Regions from separate parts of the Homo sapiens genome. Here region 2 is linked to region 1. Evidence: read pairs that join two places in POLR2A ChIA-PET (ENCODE). Cell type or tissue: A673. All regions are shown on one strand. Links, peaks and the distances in the headings refer to the core of each region. The heading gives the core; the rest is flanking DNA. Region 1 has its middle 130 kb from the start of STMND1. Region 2 overlaps ATXN1 (ataxin 1).

Region 1 (2,912 bases), core at 256-2,755:
GACTACATTTTTAGGGTCCCTCCTTGATGTTAGTGTGCCTCGGGTCCATTGCTACTAACTTCTGCTTGGCCCTCGGTAGTATGCATGCCCCACATTTCACCCAATAGCCCTCCCAGGAATGGACGCACTGCTCACCTCCAGCTTCCACCACTGTAAACAACAAACACTGCATTTGCTTAGGGACCTGTGTGAGAGGAAGCTCACTGCACCAACATGAAGGACTTCGACCAAGATGAACATAGACAAAGTTAGTGGATGACAAAGAGTAAAATGATCTTTGCAGACCCTAAACTAACAAGAGACCGATATCTAGAACATACAAGGAACTTTCTTACATCAACCGGAAAAATACAGAAACTCTAATAAAAATTTGGCAAAAAAATATAAACTGGCATTTTACAAAAATGCAGGGCTGGGCGAAGTGGCTCATGCCTGTAATCCCAATACTTTCAGAGGCCGAGGAGGGTAGATCATTTGAGCCCAAGAGTTCGAGACCAGCCTGGGAAACATGGTGAAACTCTGTCTCTACAAGAAATACAAAAATTAGCCCAGCGTGATGGCTTGCACCTGTAGTTTCAGCTACTGGGGAGGCTGAGGTGGGAGGATGGCTTGAGCCCAGGAGGCAGAGTTTGCAGTCAACCGAGATTATGCCACTGCACTCCAGCCTGAGTGACAGCGTGATACTCTATCTCAAAATAAAATAAAATAAAATAAAATAAAATAAAATAAAAGGAAATAGAAACTTCCCAAAATTAACAAGTGTATAAAGAGATGTTCAAATTCACTTGTAATCAGAGAAATGCATTTTAAAACACTAATGAGCTTATTAGAATGCAGAAACCAGAAACTAGACAATCTCAGATGTTGGTGTGGATTTGGAGGCACAGACCCCTTCTTGCACTTGCAATGGAAGGGTGGCAGCCATTCGGGAGAGCAATCTGGCAGTGCTTGGTGAAATTAAGTGCCTACAATGCTCCTGTCCCAGAAACTCCACTTTTTTACCAACACTTTCATAGTTTGGGTTTTTGTTTATTTTTAACACACAAATATTTCATCCATCTGGGATTTATTTTGTTGTAAAGTGTAAGTATTTAGCAATATTTATTTTCTCCAAATGTTTGGCCAGTTGACCTAACCCTTTTGAATAACACCTCCTTTCCCCCACTGTCCTGTCACTCCTAACTTCTCATAGATTCCTGGGTCTGTGTCCAAGTGTTAGATGTCTAAGTATTGTATCTCGGGGCTGCTAAGCAGTGAGCACTTGGAGAATGTTTAATCCTTCCTGTGTTTTATGCTTTGATGTCAAGAGCCACGAACTAACTACAGATCCAGAGAAAAAACTGTCACAGAAACCAAGGGCTGTTTTCCTTGGTACTTACACATTCTTGCTGGGTAGAACTTTGGTTTTAGACTGTTATTCTTAAACGAGCCCCTTCTCACACTCCTTCCCTCCTTCCTGGTTGCCCAGCCTTCTGATAGCATCTTCTTTGACTCAAGAAGTCAGATGTTTTTCTCTCTTCTCTCTCGGTTTTTCTCTCCCTTTGTCTCTCTCCTCCTCCCTCTTTCTCTCTTCCTGCTCCTCCTACTCTCTCTCTTCCCTCTATTCCATCTACCTTCCCCTCTCTTCCATCTACCCTTCCTTCCTTCCTTCCTTCCTTCCCCTCCCTCCTTCCTTCCCTCCCTCCTTTCTTTCTCCTTCCTTCTTTTTCTTTCTTTCTTTCTTTCCTTCCTTCCTTCCCCTCTCTCTTTTCTTTCCTTTCTTTCTTTCTTTTTCTTTTCTTTCTTTCTCTCTCCCTCCCTTTCTTTTCTTTCTTTTCTTTCTCTCTCTCTCCCTCCCTCTCTTTTCTTTCTCTTTCTTTCTTCCTCTTTCTCTCTTTCTTTCTTTCTCTCTCTCTCCTTCCCTCCCTCTCTTTTCTTTCTTTCTTTCCTTCTTTCTTTTTCTTTCTCTCTCTCCCTCCCCCCTCTCTTTTCTTTCTTTCTTCTTCTTCTTCTTTCTTTCTCTGTTTCTTTTCTTCTTTCTTTCTTTCTTCTCCCCCTTTCTCCCTCCCTCTTCCCTTTATCTCTCTCACTGAGTGCCACACTAATCCTGTTTCAAAAAGAAAGTTTAAAGTCCTGAACAAAGTTTGGAAATCAGAAAACCCCTCTGGAGATTAGTAATTTGGAGATTTCACTCAGCCCAAATTAAAAAAAAAAATCCTTCAGAATTGAAGTACCTCTTTGTTTCATCATAGCAGGCCTGGTGGCACTCAGGCGGGTCTTGCCTCCCTGTACAGGCTCATTCTAACTACCAGCCACAAGGCGTCTGACCACAGAGGGTTAAAAGCCTAAGAAGCAGCAAGGATGCTTGAAAACCACCTTCACATTAGGGAGAGCAAGTCACATCCAAGGCTGCAGAAAAGTGTGTCTGCTTGAAGAATGTCAGTCACTTTTGTTTTAAGAGACACAGACAGCACTTAAAGGCTGTCAATCATTTCTTATGAGAGGAGACAAGAAACTTTTAACATATGAATTGCCAATATTTTCTACAGTAAATTAGAAATATATATATATATATATATATATATATATATATATATATATATATATATTTAGTACATGTGAAAAATTATTATCTGCCAGCTTGGGCCATGTCTTTTCCATGAGACTATTTGGAGTAGCATTTACTACCTGTCAGATTTTTTTTTAAGTTTAAATAGATGTATTAAAACATAAAGAAAAGGATCTGGTCTGACCCCCCTTGACTGTAATGCTCTGTAGTCAACTTGGAAACTGACAATTTGCTAAAGTAAGAAGCTGTCCTGCTGGACAAAGTTGACGTCCAAATAGTGCTGTCTGCTACAGCAGCCACCAGATACATGGGGCCATTTAAATTTAATTAAAATTCAATAAAACGTTCGTTGCAGTCACACCAG
Region 2 (2,912 bases), core at 196-2,695, 560 kb after region 1:
TTTTCTTTTCTTTTTTTTTTTTTTTTTTTTGACACAGAGGTCTCACTCTGTCACCCAGGCTGGAGTGCCGTGGTGTGATCTCAGCTCACTGCAACCTCCGCCTCCCAGGTTCAAGCAATTCTCCTGCCTCAGCCTCCCAAGTAGCTGAAACTACAGGCATGTGCTACTACACACGGCTAATTTTTGTATTTTTGGTAGAGACGTGGTTTCAGCATGTTGGCCAGGATGGTCTCAAACTCCTGGCCTCAAGTGATCCGCCTGCATTGGCCTCCCAAAGAGCTGGGATTACAGGCGTGAGCCACTGTGCCTGGCCACCCACCTATTTTCCATCTTTAGCACTGGCCGTTCTCATTCAAAATACGTACTGCTACACTAAGAGGAGACTTAACTTCAAATTCACTTTGCTCCACGGATGTTGTATATGACCTGAATAGATGTAATTCTGACAAGCTTGTAGTTCATTGGAGGCTCACAATTTGAAAGAAATGCATGATTAAGACTTTAGAACATAAAGAAGATTCTAGTAAAACAAATGATTGCACCCTTTTGGATTTTTTGCATATTATCTTTATGTAGGGAAGGGAATGATATGTTAGAAAGAATCCTCAAACAGGTTTAGACAAATCACTGGTTGAACCATAATCTCCAAAATATCGCTACATCAGAAAAAGCCCAACATAGCCTCTGAGGTATTCGTCAGAAATCCCAGTGCAAGCATTAGGAAAGAAATGTACTCCCTGCTCCTCACCTTTGTAAGTCAGATTTAGTCTTCACTGTTCATTTCAGGTTCTCTGCCTCCATAGGGGTCCCTTCAGCACTTGTTTGGTTCTCTAATTGGCTTATGATAGTGGGTCTTACATCATCAACTGGATTGTAAATTCCTTCAGAAAGAGATGTCAATTAAGTACACAGCAGAGTCACAGTATTTCAAAATTGGAAGTCATAGTAAGGGGGAAGGAGGGCCGCTAGATGCTGTGATTCACACGGCGTCATAGTAAGCAAGAGGCCGAGGCAGTGCCAGCACCCAGGTAGGGCTCCGGTGCCACCCTCTGCTTCATCCTCTGCCAAGCCTATCACGACGGTCGTTCAGCTCATGCTCTCCATGCACGTCTGGTGATTTGATGCTCATCTTTGCCAGCTTCAGAGCATCACTGGACACATGCCCAGTCTTGAAGGGTTAATTTTCAAGTACCAAGCATGCTTTGGACAAACTCAAATCTGTTCCTTGTTTTCGCTCAACCCGCAACCAGCATCATCAGCCCAGACGCAGCTTCCCCAGAAGGCCAGCAGGTGGAGCACAGTTTTGTGGAACTTCTCTAGAACTCGCTGTTTAAAAGCCGCAAACCAAGACATGTGAGGCTGTGGGGTGGGGGGCAAAGAAGAGCCCCAGATTCTGCACGTCTGGAAGCTTTTAAAATTGTCTTACAACAATTTTAGACCTACAAAAGCCAGCTTTTGAAATTGCATAAACGGCAAGTCGAGTTCTTTTTTTTTTTTTTTTTTGAGACCTAGTCTTACTCTATTGCCCAGGCTGGAATGCAGTGGCACGATCTTAGCTCACTGTAGCCTCCACCTCCCAGGTTCAAGCTATTCCCCTGCCTCAGCCTCCCGAGTAGCTGAGACTACAGGCGTGAGCCACCACGCCAGGTTAATTTTTGTATTTTTAGTAGAGACAGTGTTTCACTATGTTGGCCAGGCTGGTCTTGAACTCCTGACCTTAAGTGATCCACCTGCCTCTGCCTCCCAAAGTGCTTTGATTAGAGGCATGAGCCACGGTGCCTGGCCAGCAAGTCAAATTTTTAATTAGACTTAAAATGTTGGTGCTCATAACAACTACAGTTACTGTGGTTTTTTTTTTTTAGTTTCATAAAGAGGACAGACGCTAAGGCAATTGTGTGGAACAGAGCAGCTTCTCGGGGTAACCATCTCCTGCTGATGTATAAATATCGGGGCAAAACTGAGTAAGTTTTAGAAAATAAATGTCAAAGCAAGTCCGAGTCATTTATTCCTTAGCAGGAAATATCGATCCTGTGACATTATTTGATTATAATGACTGTTTCTATTAGGTTAAATGACTGAGGTATACTTAACCAGTTTAGGTGAAGAATGAGGCTCATTGCACCATTTGATTGACTAAACCTTAGAACCCATGTATTCTTTTTATTTGTTCAGTCACCAATTTTTATGAAGCACCTACTGTGTGCCAAACACCCTCTTGGGTGCCAAGGTAAGAATTAAATTTTGGAATTAAGCAAAGCATGATGGCTCATCCATGTAGTCCCAGCTACTCAGCAGACTGAGACAGGAGGATCGCTTGAACCCAGGAGATTGAGGCTGCAGTGAGCTAAGAACATGCCACTACCCTCCAGCCTGGATGACAGAGACCTCAACTCTAAAAAACAGGTTTTTTAAAATTGGAATTAAACACACTTGGGTTCAAGTTCTACTTCAGCTACTTATTAGTTGTGAGAAAATAAATGTCAAATGTTTTTCAATTTGCATAAGTTATTTAACCACATTATCCTTACTTTCCTTATCATTAAAACCCTGAAAAGGTTGTAAGTGACAAAATACGTGATACACACTTAGTGCCTGTCAGATGATAGGCCTGAGTTACTGTTAACTTTTTTTTTTTTTTTTACCATCCTCATCATGTTCCTCATTCTCATCTTCTTCCAGGGTTCTCACTTGATGAAGGAAAGTATTTAAGACAATACTTCTTTAACATACTTAATAATGGAATGGATATAGAAATGGGAGAAATCAGTGTGAAAGCAGGCTTTGGTGAGGCCACTATTTAAAATAACTATAGTTTATTTAAAGGAGACACGAAGTAACTGAGATTTCACAAGGCCCCAGACCCCCTTCTCGAATGTTATTATCAACTCCCGTTTCTGCCCTGTGATGTCATG

The links. ChIA-PET counts read pairs that join two places held together with the same protein. Peaks named below come from ENCODE experiments on the same cell type or tissue, not always from the same donor. Only the 100,000 strongest peaks of a DNase experiment are listed, where the experiment ranks them.
Region 2: POLR2A ChIA-PET joins it to region 1 with 11 read pairs; 1 of 35 experiments calls an interaction of 5 or more read pairs at or near these places.

The regions. Positions count from the first base shown.
Region 1 is chr6:16,968,774-16,971,685 of GRCh38, reverse strand. No RefSeq gene overlaps it. Among named protein-coding and RNA genes, the nearest start is that of STMND1, 130 kb to the left of the region's middle. In A673, for the core only: no CTCF peak of the experiment used is centred there; a DNase peak (open chromatin) is centred at 1,315; H3K4me3 peaks cover 342 bases; H3K27ac peaks cover 1,339 bases.
Region 2 is chr6:16,408,244-16,411,155 of GRCh38, reverse strand. All of the region lies in intron 6 of ATXN1 (ataxin 1), which reads left to right. Among named protein-coding and RNA genes, the nearest start is that of GMPR, 170 kb to the right of the region's middle. In A673, for the core only: CTCF peaks have their summits at 1,070 and 1,274 (motif pointing right); DNase peaks (open chromatin) are centred at 935 and 1,285.